Regions from separate parts of the Homo sapiens genome. Here region 2 is linked to region 1. The links are chromatin loops, found by intact Hi-C in ENCODE. Cell type or tissue: B cell. All regions are shown on one strand. Each heading gives the region's core, and the rest is flanking DNA. Links, peaks and the distances in the headings are about the cores only. Region 1 overlaps LOC105373262 (a long non-coding RNA gene). Region 2 overlaps AKT3 (AKT serine/threonine kinase 3).

Evidence for each region. Hi-C counts contacts between places; a loop is a spot of excess contacts. Peaks named below come from ENCODE experiments on the same cell type or tissue, not always from the same donor. Only the 100,000 strongest peaks of a DNase experiment are listed, where the experiment ranks them.
Region 2: it touches region 1 in a loop (16-fold over the local background); 4 of 110 quality-filtered maps call a loop at or near these places.

Annotation. Positions count from the first base shown.
Region 1 is chr1:244,296,620-244,302,003 of GRCh38, forward strand. All of the region lies in intron 1 of LOC105373262 (a long non-coding RNA gene), which reads right to left. Among named protein-coding and RNA genes, the nearest start is that of SPMIP3, 53 kb to the right of the region's middle. RefSeq lists an enhancer at 3,103-3,172. In B cell, for the core only: CTCF peaks have their summits at 3,031 (motif pointing left) and 3,234; a DNase peak (open chromatin) is centred at 3,022; H3K4me3 peaks cover 1,219 bases; H3K27ac peaks cover 1,696 bases.
Region 2 is chr1:243,705,618-243,711,001 of GRCh38, forward strand. The region is part of intron 2 of AKT3 (AKT serine/threonine kinase 3); the gene reads right to left. Among named protein-coding and RNA genes, the nearest start is that of AKT3-IT1, 86 kb to the right of the region's middle. In B cell, for the core only: CTCF peaks have their summits at 2,812 and 3,014; a DNase peak (open chromatin) is centred at 2,794.

The DNA of each region.
Region 1 (5,384 bases), core at 125-5,124:
GCCCATCCTGTGTCTTCACGTCTTACCACACGGCCTCCCAATGAAACAAGGAAGCTCTGGAGTCCACAAACAGATCTTGAGACAAAAAAAAAGAAAAGAAAAGAAATAAAAAGCAAACAGGAAACTCTGAGGACTGGGAGCAGGAAGGGGAAGATAGTATATGTAGGCCCAAAGACTGGAATCTTGGCTCAAACACTGCAATGTCACTCTCAGAAGTGGATGGAGGCCGTGCACGGTGGCTCATGCTTGTAATCTCAGCACTTTGGGAGGCCAAGGTGGGTGGATCACTTGAGGTCAGGAGTTCGAGACCAGCCTGGCTAACGTGATGAAACCCTGCCTCTACCAAAATAATAATAATAATAATGATAATAATAATACAAAAGTTAGCCGGGTGCAGTGGCATGTTTCTGTGATCCCAGCTCTTCAGGATGCTAAGGCATGAGAATCGCTTGAACCCAGGAGGTGGAGGTTGCAGTGAGCTGAGATTGCACCACTGTACTCCATCCTGGGTGACAGAGTGAGACTGCCTCAAAAAAAATTAATTAATTAATTAATTTTAAAAAAGAGAGAGAGAGAAAGAAGAAAAGAAATGGATGGAAAATTAAGTGTTCACTTGAAAAAATAAAAATAAAAAAAGTGATAGAAGATACGGCTGCAAAAGCAGCAATGAACTGGCTGAAAGACTGAAGCTCTGTCCTTAGATTGAAAAGTGAGGCGATTCCAATATTCAAAAGCTTGGTACTTTTGTGCCTGACTGAGTTGTAGCCCTCGTCCAAGAGATTGTCCAGGAATGGAGAAAAATAGCTTTATTTGAAGGCAGTGGTAGAAAGAGAATAATAACAAAGTTGTTTTTTAATCCTAAAAGAGCAAGTGTCCAGGAGAGGCCAATTTATAAGGAGGTTCTGGAGTAATGTCAGTAATAAAACCTCCCGGGAAGATGAAATACATGCCACTCTGGCTCTCCAGCTAGTAGGTGCTGATGGGCCCCCAGCAGCCACCAAAATTCTATTTCATTGACTCTTATCCCAACATCCTTGATAGAGGAGATCTAACTTTGCAAAATCCTCTCCAAGTGTTTCGGGGATCTTGGGTTTTGTCGTTTAAGCTCATAAAGAGTTCTCTCACGTTCCTTGGCCCTGGGCCCCTCTGTTGTTTTTTGCTTGTGAAGCCATTTGAGGGCTGCTGTGTGCCACCGTCACAGCTGTGTGGCAAGCCTAGAGTCATGCTGTTATAACCACCCGATGGGTGCTTCCTGCCCACTACACAAACAAAATCCATTCACAGAGACCACAGCATTGCAGATCACAAGGTCAGGAGATCGAGACCATCTTGGCCAACATGGTGAAACCAAGTCTCTACTAAAATACAAAAATTAGCCAGGTGTGGTGGTGCGCACCTGTAGTTCCAGCTGCTCGGGAGGCTGAGATAGAGTAATTGTTTGGAAGTGGAGGTTGCAGTGAGCTGAGATCGCCCCACTGCACTCCAGCCTGGTGACACAGCAACACTCCGTCTCAAAAAAATAAAAAGAGTTTAATTGACTCGAGGTCAGTCATGCCACATGGGAGATGGAGTTATCACTCAAATCGACCTCACTGAAGGCTCAGAGGTTAGGAGTTTTTGAAGGGTAGTTTGGGAGAAGGGATGGAGGTGTCTGGGCAATGGGTGCTTGCTGCTGATTGGCTGGGGGTGCAATCATAGGGGTGTGGGAAATGGTCCTCCTGTGCCTGAGTCCTTTGTGGGTGGGGCCACAGGAGGGGTCAGTGGGTCTAGGTGGAGGCATGAGTGTCAGACATCAAAAAAAAAGACTGAAAAGATATCCCAAAGGCCAATCTTAGGCTCTATAACGGTGATATTATCTGCAGGAGTAATCTGGGAGGTTGCAAATCTTATGACCTGCAGAATAATGGTTGGCAATCATTTATGTCTACACCTTAGCAGAATTCAGGCTCCTCTACCCTGCTAGCCTGGTGGTCTCTCATTACTTTTACAAAAGCAGCTGACTTTGGGGAAAGGGCTATTATCATTTAACTCTCAAAGTTAGCTTGGCCTACACCCAGAAATATTAACAATTAATGGCAACTTGAAGGCTAAAGGCAAGATGAGGGTTGGCTAGATCAGATCTCCCTCACTGCCATAGTTCTCTCACTGACCTAATTTTTGCAAAGCGGTTTCACTGTGTTTCTTGTAAAGGTAGAGGAGAAAGCCCCTCTCCTCCCTCCCTCCCTCTGTGTCACATTTTATTACTTGTGTTAGTGAGCACTAAAAAATGTAAGTCCTGGGTCTTGTGTGAAAAGCTTGCAGTTTTAGGCTGGGCGTGGTGGCTCACACCTGTAATCCCAGAACTTTGGGAGGCCGAGGCGGGTGGATCACCTGAGGTCAGGAGTTCGAGACCAGCCTGACCAACATGGTGAAACCCTGTCTCTGCTAAAAATACAAAATTAGCCGGGCATGGTGGCGGGCGCCTATAATCCCAGCTACTCGGGAGGCTGAGGCAGGAGAATTGTTTGAAGCCGGGAGGCGGAGGTTGCATTGAGGTGAGCTCGCACCACTGCACTCCAGCCTGGGCAACAAGAGCGAGACTCCAAAAAAGGAGACAGAGAGAGAGAGAGAGAGAGAAACGAAAAGCTTGCAGTTTCGACATGCCCTGCTTCTCTGCAGAGACACAAGTCCATGACACTGGTGTCGTGGTTCCTTTTCACTCTCATTGTTTTGGTTGTTTCAGTTCTTTCCCCCCATTTCTCAAACAATCTCCTCCCTCTACTGCAACCAAAAAGCCCCATGCCTCTTCTCCCACCACCCTGCAGACTCAGACAAGACTGCATCTCAGCTTGCTCTCAGGCTGAGAGCACTGATAGCTTGGCTTTATCTAGCAGACAACAGGAAGCCTCTGAAGGGCTCTGGGCAGAGAAATCGTTAGGAAGATGCATCTTGGCAGTAGTTCCTCAAATGAATTGGGCGGTAGTGAAACGTCTTGATTCTCAGAGCAGACTCAGCGTGGGACGGCACACTGGTGCCACCTGGAGGCGGCCGGCCTCAATTACAGACGCAGTTTACAGAAAGCTGACAAAACCCTTCTGAAACCAAATCTGAAACAGAAAGCCATCGAGTGACTTTTTAGCGCTACAGGAAGAGTGGTCTGTTTATTTGGGCTAAGCCAGCAAGGAACAAAACTTCAGGGAAGTGGCCCTGCTAGAGACTCTAGGACTAGCCTGGCCCTCCATGTCCTCCTTTGGGAGAGGCTGACTTACAAGGAGGTTCTTTTTTTTTTTTTTTTCTTTTTGAGACGGAGTCTTGCTCTGTGGCCCAGGCTGGAGTGCAGGGGCGCGACCTCGGCTCACTGCAAGCTCCGCCTCCCGGGTTCACGCCATTCTCCTGCCTCAGCCTCCCGAGTAGCTGGGACTACAGGCGCCCGCCACCACGCCTGGCTAATTTTTTGTATTTTTAGTAGAGACGTGTTTTCACCGTGTTAGCCAGGATGGTCTCCATCTCCTGACATCGTGATCCGCCCGCCTCAGCCTCCCAAAGTGCTGAGATTACAGGCGTGAGCCAGCGCGCCCAGCCACAAGGAGGTCCTTGAATTAGTTATTTTTGTAATAAAACCTCCCAGGATGGGCTGGGGAGCGCCCACCCCACCACCACCACCACCGAAATCTGTTTTGCAACAGATTTGCAAACCAACATATTTGCCAAAATACAGGCTTGTCATTTCTCAGGAGAAGGGGGATAACTGGTTCTTGCTTCAAGTGAAAACCACCACACAGGAAAGAGAATGTGTCCCTAGCACGGTGGCTCACACCTGTACTCCCAGCACTTTGGGAGGCTGAGGTGGGCAGATCACCTGAGGCCAAAAATTCAAGACCAGACTGGCCAACATGGTGAAACCCCGTCTCTACCAAAAATACAAAAATTAGCCGGGCGTGGTGTTGGGCACCTGTAGTCCCAGCTACTCAGGAGGCTGAGGCTGGAGAATTGCTTGAACCCGGGAAGTGGAGGTTGCAGTGAGCTGAGATTGTGCCACTGCACTCCAGCCTGGGCGACAGCGAGACTCCATCTCAAAAAAAAAAAAAAAGAGAGAGAGAGAATGTGTTCCCAGACTAGAGACAGGGTGTCACAGGTGACAATGGCAGTCAGAGCCTGCCCTGTTAGCCTGCCCAGGTTTTTCCAGTACTTTTTTATTTTCCCTAAAGATCCTGTGATTTACAACACAACCTAGGCATTAACAAGCAAGGAAAACTAGAAATTGAAATGAAGCGGTTTTCAGAATAAGGATTAGACTCCAGAATCCCAGATTCTTTCTGCCAGAATCCACTTAATTACACACTGAAGTATGGAATTCCTGTAATACGAAGTTATTTGTTTCTTCTTTCAAAAAAGGGGTAAACTATATTCCTTATCAGTTTTCTGCAGCTCACTCAGTCATGGGAAGTTTATGCTGCATTTTCTCTTGCCCTTGGCTTCACCTTCTCCCTAATATCTACTGTTTTCCTAAGAAAGTTTCTCAGTATAGAAAAACAAGGTCATTTCTCGGAGTCTTTGCCAAATCTGCACTGGACCTTTGCTTCTGGAGGAATGGGAATTTAAAAGCAGCCCAAGATCGGTCATCCTGACTTTCATAGGAAAGGAAGAGCTTCTTCGCTCACTGACTTGACACTTGCTGCAACCCTGTGAGGTTTACCTTGTTACGCGTGTGTTAAAGGGGATGAAATAGATGCTCAAAGAATAATCTGCCCAAGGACACACAGCTAGAAAGTAGAAAACTAGGATTTAAAATCCCAGGCTTGCCTGACTGCAGATTCCCGTTGCTTCCTACAGCACTGGGCAGAGTTCCACTTCATAAAAGTCTAGGGAGGCCAGGCGCGGTGGCTCCTGCCTGTAATCCCAGCACTTTGGGAGGCCGAGGCCGGTGGATCGCCTGAGGTCAGGAGTTCGAGACCAGCCTGACCAACATGGTGAAACCCCGTCTCTATTAAAAGTACAAAAATTAGCTGGGCATGTTGGTGGGCACCTGTAATCCCAACTACTCAGGAGGCTGAGGCAGGAGAATTGCTTGAACCCGAGAGGCGGAGTTTGCAGTGAGCCAAGATCGCACCACTGCCCTCCAGCCTGGGCCACAGAGCGAGACTCCATCTCAAATAAAAATAAACATAAAAATAAACATCAAAATAAAATAAAAGTCTAGGGAGAGGAAACCCAAAGGGTTAAATAAAGCAGGGGGAGCGCTGAGGATAAACAAAAAAAGGGTTGGGTCTGGGTCTGAAGGGAGGGGCCAGGAAGTGGATAGGGCCAAGGCAGGAGATGCCTACTGGGAAAAGGAAAGTCTGGGCCCTGGAGGAGGTGTGGCCACTTAAAAGTCAGATTTAAGGTGGGGAAGGAAACTTGCCACA
Region 2 (5,384 bases), core at 54-5,053, 590 kb before region 1:
GAAGGCACAGGGGCATTGGGTGGAGACACAGAGAACAAAGCATCCACACGGACTAGCCAACAGAAAGCATCCTGGCAATTTAATGAAGAATAAACGGTGACTTTAGTTTACATAGCAGTAGGTATGTTGTGGAGAATTACTCAATCTGTACGCAGCCTCCTGCTGGGTTAAGTGTGAGCTAAGTTATTATTTTGCTTACATCTGCACCCTTGTAGGCTGTGAAAGCAGAGCTTTCTTTTTAAAAATCTGTTTACTGCATTAGAGCAGAGTTTCCAGTTCCACACACCGGATTTAACACAAAGTCATTCTTGCACCATTTTCAAAAAGTAGTCATAGAATTTTAAACTATTATAAATATAGACCAATTTAAAAATATAATTTCATCAGAAACTTTAAAACTTCCTTATTGTAAATATTTCCCATTTTACCACCTTATATTATCTAAATATAATATCATACATGGCATATACACTGCAGTAAATAACCTTAATGAATACCAAATATGGAAGCAGTGAGTCCATAACGCAAGAAACTACCACAGAGGTGGGCAATAACCATTAATTCAATGACTAAATAAACCTACCACCATTTGAAATAAAGACTATACTCCTGTCAGAAAAGCTCTCTCAAACAGAGAAGTCTCTCTATAACACAACCTCGTATGGTTCAATCCACTTTTCTGTTAGAACATGCCTGATGGATATGACAAATAACAATAATGGTGCCTCACTACAGCACTAACTGGGAGTTTGCAGAGAAGGCAGGCTGTAGTGCTTGCTCATCAGGAGGTGGTCTGTGCCATCTGAAAAAACTCTCAGGTGGTTCAACCCACCCATCCCACTCCTATACTAACATCAATGCTCTACAGAATAAAAACTAATAGGACTTTATCTTAGACTCTTACCAAGGAGTTTTTCCTCTAAGAAAAGTCTAGTAGTATGGACCCTAAAATGGCACTGCATCAAACCGAGAGCTCCACTATTCTGAGGATGAATCCATGCCCTTCATAACTCCTCTCTTCCCTCCTTTGTTCTCCTTAGACAATGTACTGATTGAGTCTTGTACCACAGCATGTTAAGTGGTGAAAGGAAGAAGAGGTAAGAGCAAGGAAGAAAAGGAAACATGAATGTCCTCAGCCAGGCACTGTGCTCAGGCTTCACTTACAGAGCCCTCTTCACAGCAACACTGAGACTGGTGCTGCAGTATTCTCACTTTTCACAGAGAGCCATGCTGAGGCTCTGAGACACTGGGACAAGCTAGTAAAGGACAGAGTTAAGATTCAAAGAGTGGTTGGGAGCGCACACTCTCAAGCTGGACTGCCTGGGTTCAAATGCCAGTTCTGTCACTCACTAGCTGTGTGAGAGACAGTGAATGCTGTTTAATCTCTCTGGGTCTCAGCTTCCTCTTCTGGAAAATGGGGACAATAATAATGGAGAAATAAATTAAAGTTTGTAAAGCATGTAGAACAACATCTAGCTCACTGCAAGCATTATGTAAGCATTTGTTAACTGAATAAAACATCTCAGAGTAAGGCTAAGGAAACCAATCAAAGGAGATTTAGTGAGTACCTAATATGTACAATATGTTAGACTACACAAAAGTAACTAGAGTGTTTAAAATAAAATGGAATTTCTTTAATTTGTCTAGACTATCACTATTGCACATTAGCTGAGCAAAGGAGGTATTGATTTTTTGTGGATAAAATTTCTATTTTTGTTATTCACTTTGCTTATGTCCTGTCTTCATCCCTCATTACTAAGAATAATGAACTGAGTGTCGCTTATGTTTAACTCATTGAAATCTCTAGTGAAAGACTGACAATACCAACTGTCACAGAAATCATCTTTCTTAATTCAATAACAACTAACTATAGGGCAAAAAAATCAAAAGCCTTCCACTGAATTTACTACTAAACATTGCAATGTTTCTTTCAAATTATAAGAAAGTTACTCCATACAAAAAGAAAAAAGGACACAACTCATTATTCTGGGTTTTTTTAATTTTAGATTCAGAAGGTACATGTGCAGGTTTGTTACATGGATATACAGCATGATGCTGAACACCTCATTATTTTGACATCAGGCCTTCCCCACTCTTCCTTTCTTATTACAAAAATTAATCATCATCTAATCCCCAATATTCTGAATTCAAAGAAGTGTTAAGTCACACATCAATATCAGGTCTTTACCTCTACTTTAAAAACGTATGCTTTTATAAGTGCACAGGAATAAGTGTATTTCAACTTCTAGTATATTTATACATAGCCACTGCATATACAGCAAAGTAAATTACTCTTGATTCATATTATATTTGAAAGATGTGATTATGCTTAAGTTTTTAAAACTGAAGGGAATCTATGCTTCCATTTTAATGAATACTGCTCTATATTAAAAAGTGTGGCTTCAAATAATTTTGAATACTAGAATATCTGCTATCAAAGACACAAAAACTAAAACGCACCCGCCAAGTAAAATCATCTTAACTTTTCCAGGTAATTTTCTTATACTCTCTATGAACCCATCTAATTTGACAATTTATGGCCAGTCATGTTAACATTTTCTTAGACTAGAACTGAACATGTTTAAATGATATCGTCGAATTGAAGGGCACAAACATTTTAAAAGAACACAACAAATCAAAGAAATGCAACCACAAATCAAACACTATTCAATTACTCAAATAAATAATTTTGAGTACTCCCCAAAGAAAGCTTATAGATAATATAAATAGAAAAGCTGCTTCTCAATGTTAAAAATGAATTTACTTACCTTGGCCCTCTGAGGGCAGTATTACCTAACACATAGAAATTTCAGAAAACAATCTTTACCTATCATACTAATAAAAACAAATTTCTTAAAATGAAATGGGCATATTTGCTCATTATACGTACATATTTCTTTCCTCATCATTATCTGTACCTCAGTAAGCATAATAATGCTGTTTTCAAATGTTTCCAGTGACTTTGAAAGGAAAGATTTTCTTAAAACCAAGGCATCAGGAAGGAAAATGCATGGAATCATCAGTATCACTGAAGTCATCCAAAATACAATAAAATAAAAAAGTATATAAGAATTTTACATTGCATAAATAATCTAAGTTCCTGTTTTGCTCTCTGTAGAATAATTTGTTTTTAAAAACTGCAGGACATCTAAATATACAATCTTTCAGTAAAGACAAAGTAATTTGAGGAGGATAACAATTCAGTTCCAAAGTGTCTTCTTAAAAGCAGCCAATACCAATACACTCGTTTGTTACAAATCACTCATTTATTAATGAAATATAATGCAAATGACAAATTGGCAATGTGGAGTTGAAGCACTCACTGAGTTTTCATAACTGATTCTTACACTAAGAATCTTTACATAGCATAAGGATTATCCATTCTAGAATCTAAGTCAATCAATGTACACTGGGTGTTTTATTCCTTTTGCTATTTCACAGAAAGGAAAAGTTTTCTAGCATTCACTTATCAAAGTTTTTTTTTTATATACAAAACACTGAGTAACTTACCCTATATAATCCAGTGGTATGATAGACCTTTACTTTAAGAATATAAAAAGTGCTAATCTTTATGTCAGAGTTTTACATACAAGTTAATTAGTAACTATCCAACTTTCCAGGTCCCACCACTTCTCCCATATAGAAAAAAAAAAACAAAACCTAGCATTAAAAGAAAAAAAAAAAGAGCTTCTATTGAAGGAAGATAAAAATTATTACAAGCAGGTAAACAGCAAATTTACTTTGACACAGCAAGATCTCACGTGGATGACACTGATTGCCATTTAGTAAAAATGTGTTTTATTTAGGTTTTGTATTTACTTTTTCAAAAAAGTCCTTGCTTCTATAATTCAAAGTATAGTAGTTCTCCACTCAGGAACTATGCCATTATTTAGCATAACTTTGAATAAATTAGATTTTTAAAATTTGAACTACTAAACAGTCTTATTCTTTTTAAAGTATATAATATCATGGATATTTTAAGATCATAAAAATTTAAATTCTATTTAAAATCCTTCTTTACTAAATCAAAAGGTAAAAGGAACTAGCTTAACAGTTGAACATACTACAAATTCAGGGAAGGGAATGAAGGTCATTTTATAAAATTCTTTTCTATAATAAATATATATACTTACGTTTAAATATCTCTTCAAAAAGATGCCAGGAAACAACAACTGCTGTTCTATGCGTTCTTCCTTAGAAGTATAAAATTATGAACTTTGATGCTGTGTTCCAGTCTCAAGCAAATAAGTGACTTGCTTGGCCAAAAAAATAGACAAACTTCACGATTTATGCTTTTCCTGCCTTTGTATCTTAATCATCTTCTGTTCTAAAAAGTGCTACCACGTTTACCCACATCTTTAATCAGATTTTTTTGAACTAAAACACATTAAAAAATTTAAGCCAAAACATTTAGCAAGATGCCTTAAACAATATGTCAGACAGTGAAATACTCTGTTTTCAACATACTGGCCAATATTTTTAAAAATTGCTATTCATGCAGTATTTTGATGAGGCACAATTCAAATATACATTAAAGCTAGAAGTTTCTGAAGTTTTCTGAATTATCCTGAAAATATACCAAGTACGGTTTCATTTATTTGTGAAAATGTCCTTACAGTTTCATCCTCATTTGTGATATATTTCATAGGCTATGGATATTTCCACTTCTTTGGTACTGTAAGTTGTTTTTTATAAAAAACAACAAAAATTATTTGTTTATAAATTTAGACTGTAACACTTAACTATCTGTCTAGAAATACTGGCATCCATCACCATGTGCCATTAAACATTAAAATATCCTTATATGAAGCTACTAGCACTCCATTCAAAAGTGAGCGTTATTTTTCTAGTGTAACCAATTTATTCTTTTAAACCAAAATAGAAGTTCTTAGTCACTATACCCCGTCCTATGAAAGACTCTTAAATACTAAATTAGGTGGCTCTCCCAGGTACAACAACCCTTGACTCATCATCCAAAATTATTCAGTAATATTTACTAGCGTGGAATGCCGGATGAAAACAATTTGAAAAGAAAAATGTAAAGAACCACCACCTACATCTGTATGGGAATTAATCATACTTTTAGGTTTACTGACTTCCTCATGTCGACCAAAGCCATATCCTCTTTACTTCTCTAAGAAAACACTTCTGCTTATCTCAGCACTTTCATCCCTATGTGAGCTTAATTAGTTTCTTCATCTGCAAAATAAAGAGTTGTGACAATCAAATAATGCTTTAAACCTCCATGAGGAGAAGAAATATTATTTTTAGCTAGGTGTTCCAAAGTCTCATTTTAAAGATAATAACCCAAATACAGCTTAAGTACTGGCCGTAGCAGAGAAAAGTTCAGCTCCAAAATAAACTGAGGTTACTTTTTTAAGTAT